Linked DNA regions of Homo sapiens: region 1 is linked to region 2. A link is an interaction called in ENCODE POLR2A ChIA-PET data of the cell type or tissue named here. Cell type or tissue: CD4-positive, alpha-beta T cell. All regions are shown on one strand. Region 1 holds the start of LPAR2 (lysophosphatidic acid receptor 2). Region 2 overlaps YJEFN3 (YjeF N-terminal domain containing 3).

What was found. Peaks named below come from ENCODE experiments on the same cell type or tissue, not always from the same donor. Only the 100,000 strongest peaks of a DNase experiment are listed, where the experiment ranks them.
Region 1: POLR2A ChIA-PET joins it to region 2 with 11 read pairs; 15 of 35 experiments call an interaction of 5 or more read pairs at or near these places.

What each region holds. Positions count from the first base shown.
Region 1 is chr19:19,626,198-19,631,197 of GRCh38, reverse strand. It overlaps LPAR2 (lysophosphatidic acid receptor 2), which reads left to right and starts at 2,978. Exons shown (of 3, transcript NM_001395660.1): 1 at 2,978-3,106; 2 at 3,914-4,655. The coding sequence starts at 3,923. It overlaps GMIP (GEM interacting protein), which reads left to right. Exons shown (of 21, transcript NM_016573.4): 20 at 661-727; 21 at 862-1,722. The coding sequence ends at 1,235. RefSeq lists silencers at 2,228-2,357, 2,728-3,227 and an enhancer at 1,668-2,590. In CD4-positive, alpha-beta T cell, no CTCF peak of the experiment used is centred here; DNase peaks (open chromatin) are centred at 2,197, 2,917, 3,487 and 4,287; H3K4me3 peaks cover 2,650 bases; H3K27ac peaks cover 1,932 bases.
Region 2 is chr19:19,529,956-19,534,955 of GRCh38, reverse strand. It overlaps YJEFN3 (YjeF N-terminal domain containing 3), which reads right to left. Exons shown (of 7, transcript NM_198537.4): 3 at 2,216-2,324. Among named protein-coding and RNA genes, the nearest start is that of YJEFN3, 3.5 kb to the right of the region's middle. RefSeq lists a silencer at 2,488-2,597 and an enhancer at 4,379-5,000. In CD4-positive, alpha-beta T cell, CTCF peaks have their summits at 2,357 and 2,566 (motif pointing left); DNase peaks (open chromatin) are centred at 2,535 and 3,362.

The sequences.
Region 1 (5,000 bases), 96 kb before region 2:
ACGGAGTCTCATTCTGTCACCCAGACTGGAGTGCAGGGGCATGATCTGAGCTCACTGCAATCTCCACCTCCCAGGTCCAAGCGATTCTCCTGCCTCAGCCTCCCTAGTAGCTGGGATTACAGGCATGCACCACCACGCCCGGCTAAATTTTGTATTTCTAGTAGAGACGGAGTTTCACCATGTTGGCCAGGCTGGTCCCGAACTCCTGACCTCAGATAATCCACCAACCTCAGCCTCCCAAAGTGCTGGGATTACAGGCATGCACCACCATGCCTGGCCAAGCAGTACACTTATAAGGGCATCGTCTATCCCCAAACACCAAAACTGCAAAGGATGACAGGTGCACAGTCAGTGGTGGTCCATGCCCTGTGCATAGGAGGAGTTCAATGGTAGTCCACACCCAGTGCAGAGTAGGTGCAAAGTCAGGGGTGGCTGGCAGAGCCACCTGGGCCCACTCCTCTTTGGTCTCACTTCCTACCACCTTTCCCTCATTCATTACAGGGTGGGGCTGCGTCCTAACATACCAGGCATGCTCCTACCTCAGGGCCTTTGCACTGGCTATTCCTTTTGCATGTCCAGGAACAAGCCCTTGGCTCTCCAGGAATCTCAAAGAACTGGGATTTTAGTGTTGGGGTCTCATTCTTGGGTTTCTCCCTGCAGATTCCAACTCCACAGAGTGACCAGAGAGAGGACGTGGCTGAAGACACCAAAGATGGGGGAGGGGAAGGTGAGTATGTTAGAGAGAGGCTCAGGAGTTCTGGGGGTGCCCTGGCCCCAGGGTGGCTTGCTAAAAGATGACTCCTGGGGGGATATACAGAGAACTTGGAGGTGCTCTGCACTGACCACCCACCCCGTACACAGTGTCCAGCCAAGGCCCAGAGGACTCACTCCTGGGGACACAGTCTCGTGGCCACTTCAGCCGCCAGCCAGTGAAGTATCCCCGGGGCGGTGTGAGGCCTGTAACCCACCAGCTGTCCAGTCTGGCCCTGGTGGCTTCCAAGCTGTGCGAGGAGACCCCCATCACATCAGTGCCCAGAGGGAGTTTGCGGGGGCGGGGGCCCAGCCCTGCAGCTGCCTCCCCTGAGGGCAGCCCCCTGCGCCGCACCCCGCTGCCCAAGCATTTTGAGATTACCCAGGAGACAGCCCGGCTACTCTCGAAATTGGACAGCGAGGCTGTGCCCAGGGCCACCTGCTGCCCGGACGTCCAGCCTGAGGAAGCCGAGGACCATCTCTGACCACCCTGGCACCTTAAATAAGGAAGAGGCCCAGATTGTGAAGACGGACCCATATATCCCTACCTCCCACCACCTAGTGGCCAAACACCCCGCCAGGAGTTCAATGCTGGGAGAGGTCCAGAGGGTTCCTATAAGGAAAAACTATTTAATACATGACCTAGGGGAGGCCTAAAACCCTTTTGGGGATAATGTCCCAGAGTCCCCCCACTAGACACAGGTCACTGCCAAGCATCAGGGCCACTCGGGCTCAGAGGTCACTCAGGGTCAATACTCAGGGTCAGTGCAGGTTATGAGATCCTTGGGGTCCACCCTAGTCTCTGACACCTGGGACAGGGGTGCTTTTGCTACTTTGGTTGTGGTCACTCCCCCACACCTGCCTGCCTCCTTCACGGACTCGAAGTGACCTTCCTGGAGGAGGTGGGCAGCTCAGACTCCACATGCTGGTGGTGCCTGAGGTCTGATGGCCTCTAATAAACTGTGTCCTATATGCCCTTGGGTGCATCTCTGCTAGGGGAGAGGCCAGCATGGGTAGCACTCCTTGCCCCCATTTTACAGATTAGGGGAATCAAGGCCTCTTTTTTTTTTTTTTTTTTTTTTTTTTTTGAGACGGAGTTTTGCTCTGTCTCCAGGTTGGAGTGCAGTGGCACGATCTCCGCTCACTGCAACCTCCACCTCCCGGGTTCAAGCGATTCTCCTGCCTCAGCCTCCCGAGTAGCTGGGACTACAGGCGCCTGCCACCATGCCCGGCTAATTTTTTTGTATTTTTAGTAGAGACGGGGTTTCAGCATGTTGGCCAGGATGGTCTCGATCTCCTGATCTCGTGATCGTCCCGCATCGGCCTCCCAAAATGCAGGGATTACAGGCGTGAGCCACTGCGCCCGGCCTCAAGGCCTCCTTCTTGCATCATCAAACACCCTGCAGCACCTACGTAAAGGCAGTTGGAGCTGGGTCGCAGCACCCGGCTGAGTCACGCCAGCCCGGCCCTCCCGGAGCTCTGCGTCCCCGATCCGGTCCTGCATAATCAAATACAGTATAACAAAGTACCGATAACCGGGACAATGGGGCTGTGTGCTCCGGACCGTGGGAGCCCGGGGCCGCCGCAGGGAGGCCGAGGGAGGAAGCCACAGGGCAGGGCAGGGCAGGGCCGGGCTTTGCAGGGGGCAGCGCTGTCCCAGGGTGAGGGGTACGGGGGCGGGATTGCAAAACCCTAGCGTGCGCCCGATGATCAGCTGGGGCCGCAGAGGTGGGCCTCGCACAGGAGGCCGCGGCTCGCTGATACTGCGAGCTGGCAAAGCCGAAGCTGGGCGGGGGTCCGGGCGGTGGGAGCCAAGTCGGATCAGGGAGTGGCTTGTAACTCGGCGGCCGATTGGACACGAAGAAGAGAGCGGGGTGGGGCTGGGAGGGTTGGGGGTCCGGAGCGGGGGCGCGGACCCAAGACCACCTGGAGCTCCGCCCGGGCAGCGCGGGGTCACGGCGGGAATTTTCGGGTCGCCGAGTGACTCAGCCCCGCAGGCTCGAAACTGCGGGCGCATGAGGTGTGCAGGTACCGGGGTGGGGGTCCCGCGCCGGAAATAGGGGCGACTGAGGGGCCGCGAGGCGGGGAGGAAACAGGGGGGCTGCGGTTCCGGGCGACACCGCCCCCGACGCGGCCGTGGAGGCGGGGCTCCCCCAGGTGGCGGGGCGGGGCAGGGCTCCCCCAGGTGGTGGGGGCGGGGCGCCGGGGAGACCCCGCCTCCCGCGCCCTCTCAGCAACCCGCACAGGGCGCACCCGGACGCTCTACCGCTCCCGCCGCAGTCGCCGGGCCATGGGCCTCGAGCCCGCCCCGAACCCCCGCGAGCCCGCCTTGTCTGCGGCGTGACTGGAGGCCCAGGTGAGGCCTGCACGGACGGGAGGCGGGCGGGTGCGGGCCTGGGCCCGGGGGAAGGGCGCGGCACGTGCCTGCGGGGCCAGGACGCCGCCCTCTGATCCCTTAACCCCCTACCCCTTCCCCAGTCTGGAGACGCCTGGAGGCCCGGCCATCCATCCCTTCCCCAACCGCTGTCTTTGTCCCGGAGACCGCCAGTGTCCTCCGTCCCACCCGGAACAGCCTATTGCCCCGCCCGCTTGGGAAGCACTCGCGCCCAAATCCCGCCGACTAACTTCTGGGGCCGCCTCTCTGTCCACTCCGATCACCTCCACGCCTCGGCACCGCCCCCTCGCAGGGTTCTAGCAAGTGACCTCACCCTTGTGTGCACACGCTCCCGGGTCTCTGCTCCCTACACTGACTCCGGCACCAAAGTGATCCTCCCTCATCTCTTCCCGCAGCTCACACCCCTTTGTCTTTCCCTAACCCTCCTCTCCCCACAACCCAAACCGGGTCACACATTGGCGGCAGGTGGGCTGGGATTCGACCATAGATGGGTTTTGTTTCACTTCTGGTTCAAAAACCTATTGACTTGGGTGATGTCTTGCACACAGGTCTTATTAGTAGGTAAGAAACAGCTGCTCCTCCACCTCCACCCCAGCCCCATGGAGCTTGCTTTTTCCAGGCCACCGTAGTCCTCACCACTGCCACTTTGCTTCGAGGTATCTGAATTTGAGACCCTTGTCCTTCCTGCGCTGACCCTCCTCTGCAGCTGCCGCCCCTCCCTGTGTCCTTCCAAGAAGTGCCACATGCACTGATCTCTTGTGTCCCCAGATGGTCATCATGGGCCAGTGCTACTACAACGAGACCATCGGCTTCTTCTATAACAACAGTGGCAAAGAGCTCAGCTCCCACTGGCGGCCCAAGGATGTGGTCGTGGTGGCACTGGGGCTGACCGTCAGCGTGCTGGTGCTGCTGACCAATCTGCTGGTCATAGCAGCCATCGCCTCCAACCGCCGCTTCCACCAGCCCATCTACTACCTGCTCGGCAATCTGGCCGCGGCTGACCTCTTCGCGGGCGTGGCCTACCTCTTCCTCATGTTCCACACTGGTCCCCGCACAGCCCGACTTTCACTTGAGGGCTGGTTCCTGCGGCAGGGCTTGCTGGACACAAGCCTCACTGCGTCGGTGGCCACACTGCTGGCCATCGCCGTGGAGCGGCACCGCAGTGTGATGGCCGTGCAGCTGCACAGCCGCCTGCCCCGTGGCCGCGTGGTCATGCTCATTGTGGGCGTGTGGGTGGCTGCCCTGGGCCTGGGGCTGCTGCCTGCCCACTCCTGGCACTGCCTCTGTGCCCTGGACCGCTGCTCACGCATGGCACCCCTGCTCAGCCGCTCCTATTTGGCCGTCTGGGCTCTGTCGAGCCTGCTTGTCTTCCTGCTCATGGTGGCTGTGTACACCCGCATTTTCTTCTACGTGCGGCGGCGAGTGCAGCGCATGGCAGAGCATGTCAGCTGCCACCCCCGCTACCGAGAGACCACGCTCAGCCTGGTCAAGACTGTTGTCATCATCCTGGGTAAGTGGGGCCCCCAGGGGGCAACAGGGACCCTGCTTCCCCCTATCTCCCACAAGACACTGCGAAGCAATGAACAAAACAAGCTACCTGATAGAGGGTGATGGGGGATGATTTAGGTGGGGAATGTCCTCCAAGGAGGTGATAATGTATGTGAGCAGAGGCCTGAATGCTGAGGATAGGAACAGAGAGCCTTCCAGGCAGAGGAAACGGAAAGTAAAAACCTCAAGGCAGTACGAGGCCAGAGCCTCTAAAGAGGAAAGTGGGCTTGTGAGGAGGAGAGATCAGCAAGGCCTTAAGGGGCACGGACAGGAGTCTTATTTTGAGTTTCATGGGAACCCCTTAAGA
Region 2 (5,000 bases):
TAGGGGAAGGGATGGGGCTTGGGCCTGGAGGCAACAGGATAGGACAGGAGGTGAGCTGTTCTGGATGAGGGGTTGGGCCTCTTGGGGCCTCAGTTTCCCCGCTGGAGATGCAGAGGCCCGGTCTCAGGCTCTGCCAGGTCGGTGCAGGAAAAACGTGCATCCAGCCACTGCCCGTCGCCCGGAGTGCGGTTTGTTTATTCTCCGCCTGAGTTGCAGACATTCTTCCACCTTTCTCACCGCGGGCCCACCCCCGCCCATGTTTCCAGACCTCAGCCCCTCCTGGAGGCTGTGGAGTAGGGGAGCCCAACCTTAGCCACGATGCCCTGGGGCCTCTCTGTCTCTCTCTGGCTGTCTCTGTGTCTCTCTGTATCTCTCAGACTCTCCGTGTCTCTGTCTCTCTGTGTGTCTCTGTCTCTCTGTATGTCTCTGGCTCTCTTCATGTCTCTCTCCCCACCTGTCTCTGGCTGTTTCTGTATCTCTCAGACTCTCTGTGTCTCTGTCTGTCTGTCTCTGTCTCTCTCCGTCTCTGGCCGTCTCTGTGTCTGTCTGTATCTCTCAGACTCTCTGTGTCTCTGGCTCTCTTTGTGTCTCTGTCTCTCTCCATCTGTCTCTGGCTGTCTCTGTGTCTGTCTGTATCTCTCAGACTCTAGTGTCTCTGTCTTTCTGTATGTCTCTGGCTCTCTTTCTCCATTTGTCTCTCTCTCCATTTGTCTCTGGCTGTCTCTGTATCTCTCTGTTATCTGTCTCTCTCCATCTGTCTCTGGCCATCTCTGTATCTCTCAGACTCTGTCTCTCCAGGCATTTTGGCCCCAGCCCTGCCCTGATTCTGCGTGGCCCCAGCCCCTTCTCTCCCAGACTCAGTTTGGCCTTTATCAAATGCGATGACAGTGCCACCGCCTGACAGGCACTCTGGGTGTCTCTTGAGCCCCAGCTGTACTTTAAGCTCCAACCACACAGACAGCAGATTACTCCCCTTTCAAGTATCCTCCCCAAAGGCTTAGCGCAGTCCTGACCTGCCATGAACATGCCTGCGATCCCAGCCACACCGGGCCCAGAGCCCAAGACCCAAGACTGGGACTGAGGGGCTTCTGGACAGACAAGGGGCTTTCAGTGCAAAAACCAGACAGTTGGCCACTGAGCGCCAGGCGAGTAGTGACTACTGGGTTTCTTTCTGGGGTTTTGATTTTCCTTCTCCTTTGGGCGCCTCACCCGGGATCTATTTCATTTGGAAATACAAACATTTAAGTCCACATGAAGAAAAACATTGAGTTTTTAAAAAGTATACCGTGGTAATAAGAAGAAAAAGAGGAGGAGGGGTGAGGAGGGAGAGAATGGGGAGGAGGAGGATGGGGAGGAGGTAGGGTAAGTGGGAAGGAGGAAGGAGAACAGGAGGAGGGGGAGGAGGAGGGAGAGGAAGGAGAAAGGAGAGAAGAAAGGGGCGGAAGGGGAGGAGGAGGGAGAGAGAAAGGAGGAGGAGGGTAAGAGGAGGGGGCAGGAGGAGGAGGAAGGAGGAGAAAGGCGAGGGGGATGAGGAGGGCAGGGGAGGAAGAGGAGGCAGTCACGCTAGAGCCTCGACTGTATGGGACAGTTTTCTGAGGCGTTCACGTTTAGGGACTGACTCGTCAGTACCATTTATTATGCTGTTGCAGAGGAAACTGATGCCCAGCACTGCTGGCTGCACGGTGAAGCACTCCATAGTATGATTATTGCTATCACCCTTGTGTCATCCTCCTGGCCCCTCGAGGTGTGGGGGTTTACTCCAGAGCCAGACACACCTGGGTTGCAGCTCTGCTTCCATCCCCCTCTGACCCAGGGCAGGCCCCTCGCCACCTCTGAGCTTCAGTTTCCCCACCTGCAGAACAGGGTTGTTTAGGGGTGTTCAGATCGCAGGAGCAGATGTCCCTGGTGCCCAAGACCCAGGAGGTGGCAGAAGCAGGCGGGTCACATGTGCAGGAGGGGTTGCACTTCCAGGGTCGTGGCACTGTCCCTGCAATAACCTCCACCCTGGCCTTCTCTGATACCAGGGGTCTCAGGTCCCCATCTGGCCTGCACCAGCCATGAGCCTCTCTGGGCCTCAGTTTACCCATCAGGCTGGGGTAGGCCCAAGCAAAAAGGGAGTTCTTGAGGGGTGAACCACCCTGGTCACAGCAGTCATGCAGCTCAGGAGAGTTGGCCGTCTGGTTGGGGTCAGGGTTGGGGGTCAGGGGTCAGGTACCTTGGTCACAGCCACGGCACTAGCATGACCGCACAGCTCCACGAGCTGCTGCCGCCCAAAGCGATAATCCTCCAGCAGCTCCCGCTCCAGGGCGGCTGCCTCCGCGGTGCTGGGGACAGAGTGGGATGGGACACTCAGAGACACACAGAGACAGAGCCTCAGATGGAGCCAGAAATGTTCCGCCAAGCTTCTGAACCCGGTCCCAATGCCACCCTCCCACCCCGTACCCCCGAGTAGCGTCTGCAGCCTTGAGCTGGGGATGCCCTCAGTTTCACCGTGCGACGCGCGGGTTGAATCGAGGCCTGGCGGGCCGCGGTGTGGGAGCCAAAGCCCGAGGCGCGGGCGCCCTCTGGTGGCAGAAGATGCGCTGGCCGCGCGTTGGTTCTACTGCTCCAAAGCGTGGGACACGGAACCGGACCTAGACGTCCCCAGCTCCCAAGGCGGAGGGAACCAAGAAAGGGGAATGGAGCATGAAGGACTTCGATGGGGGCGATGGGCTGATTTCAGGCAGTGGGAGCCACGGAACAAGCTTCAGGACGCTGAAAGGGGTGGACAGGACTGGGGGCATCTGGGGTCCATGGGTTTTTAAGGCTGCAGTGTTTGATGGCACACTCAGCGGGGAGGCCTTGGGGCCTGGGGCTATGAGACCCTTTGGTGACCGATTTTCAGGGGCAGTGACATAATTAGATTATTTGTGGCCAGGCCGGGCGCGGTGCCTCACATCCGTAATCCCAGCACTTCAGGAGGATGAGGCGGGTGGATCACTTGAGGTCAGGAGTTCCAGACCAGCCTGCCCAACATGGTGAAACCCTGTTTCTACTAAAAATACAAAAAATTAGCCAGGCATGGTGGTGGGTGCCTGCAGTACGAGCTACTCAGGAGGCTAAGGCTTGAACCTGGAGAATCGCTTGAACCCGGGTGGCAGAGGTTGCAGTGAGCCGAGATCGTGCCACTGCACTCCAGCCCGGGTGACAGAGTGAGGCTCCGTCTCCAAAAAAAAAAAAAAAAAAAAAAAAAAAAAAGGTTATTTGTTGCCAGAAAATGTGGCTACTTAGCTGGAGGTGAAGCTCTGCCATCCACTTCACTGAATGACTGGGGTCCGTCTCCACCTCTCGGAGCAAAACTGAATATTCGGGTGACCTACACAATTGGTCAGACTAGGCTGGGCGTGGTGGTGGACACCTGTAATCCCGGTGACCCAGGAGGCTGAGGCAGGAGGATCACTTCAATCTGGGAGGTGGAGGCTGCAGTGAGCTATGATCACGCCACTGCACTCTAGCCTGGGCGACAGAACAAGACCTTGTCTCTAAGATAATAATAAAAAACACAAACATAAATAAAAAGAGCCAGGCCTAGAAAAGTTGGAAAAACAACTAATGATTCAGAGAAGCCGAGTGGCTTGCCCAGGATCATGCAGGAAGCAAGTTGGGAAACTGGGTCTTTCCCCCTTGGTGTCTCCAGAGCCACAGGACATGAACAAAGACATAGAGCCAGACCTACAGATGGTGGATGTTTTGAGGGGATGAATCCTGAGACTCTTTCCTTCAACTCTCTGAGTGGGAGATGTCTGCCCTCTGGCCAATTTTGCAGCATGATAAGGCCAGGTAGGCAGAGTGCAGGAGAAGGAGGACTGCTATGGGATGGGAGTCAGCGAGGGCTTCCTGGAGGAGGAGGCCTGGCACATCGTGGCAGGTAATGCAGGGGCAAGAATAGCAAAAGCCAAGGCCCTGGGGTGGGGAGGAGCCTGGTATGTTCAAGGGGCAGAAGGGAGGCTGAAGCAGAGTGATCAAGCGGACAGGGCAGGCAGAGCCTCAAATCCCAGACTGAGGAACATGGTGAAGAGGACACTTCGGGGGTCCACACATAAAGACGGAGACAGAGACTCAGGGCAGGAAAGTCACATGCCCTGGGACACCCCAGTAAACAGAGCCAAATTCAAACCTCAGCCTGTCTGCAGCTGACATAGGATGAAGTTGAAGGACGGGGTGAGGAAAAGGAGCTCATGGTGAAGTCAGACAGAGTCCCCCCGGGGCAGGCCAGCGCAGCTCCCAGGAAAGCACATAGGAGGTGCGTTTGCATTCGGGGTGAGGAATCTGGCAGGCTGGGAACATGGCTCATTCCTCCACCTCCATCTTGTGACAGCTCTGACTGCTGCCCCCGCAGGAGGGTGCAGGGAGGAAGTGGAGGGCGGGAGGGCGATGCATTCCTCTTCTTCTGTCCCAAAGCTTTGGCCTCTAGCAGCCACTTGGAACATTCTCTTCCTGTCTAACTGGTCATTAGAATAATGGGGGCTCTGTGGGCAGAGGGTCGTCCAGGTTAGGAACCTGGGGGTGGGGCACAGCAGCAGCTGTGGGGTGGGGGTGGGAGGCTGCGTGGGAATTGGAGCCTGGTGAAGGAGGGTGGCAGGCAGGGCAGGTCCCTTCTGCTGTTGTGGGATTCTGGGGGTGTTCAGTGGTGCCTTTTGCTATCCCGAATCTCGGCCCCTAGATGAGAGAAGCTTCAAGGCCCCAAGGATTTCCCTGTCAGACCCAGGAGGCCTGAAGTGGCCTGGGTCCAAAGGGAACTGGGCCTGACACTCGCCAAATGCTTCCAGGAGGGGGCTTTCTGGGAGGTGAAACCTCAGGCCAGGGTGGCCATGCCACACTCACCCTGCTCTCAGTCCTACCTGCTTCTCTCCACCTCACACCTCTGCCCACCAGACCACCACGGGGGATCACCTGGCCGCACACAGCAGCCTCCTGCCCCCAAAACTCAACATGAGCCTGGGGGGGCTTTGAAAACTCGA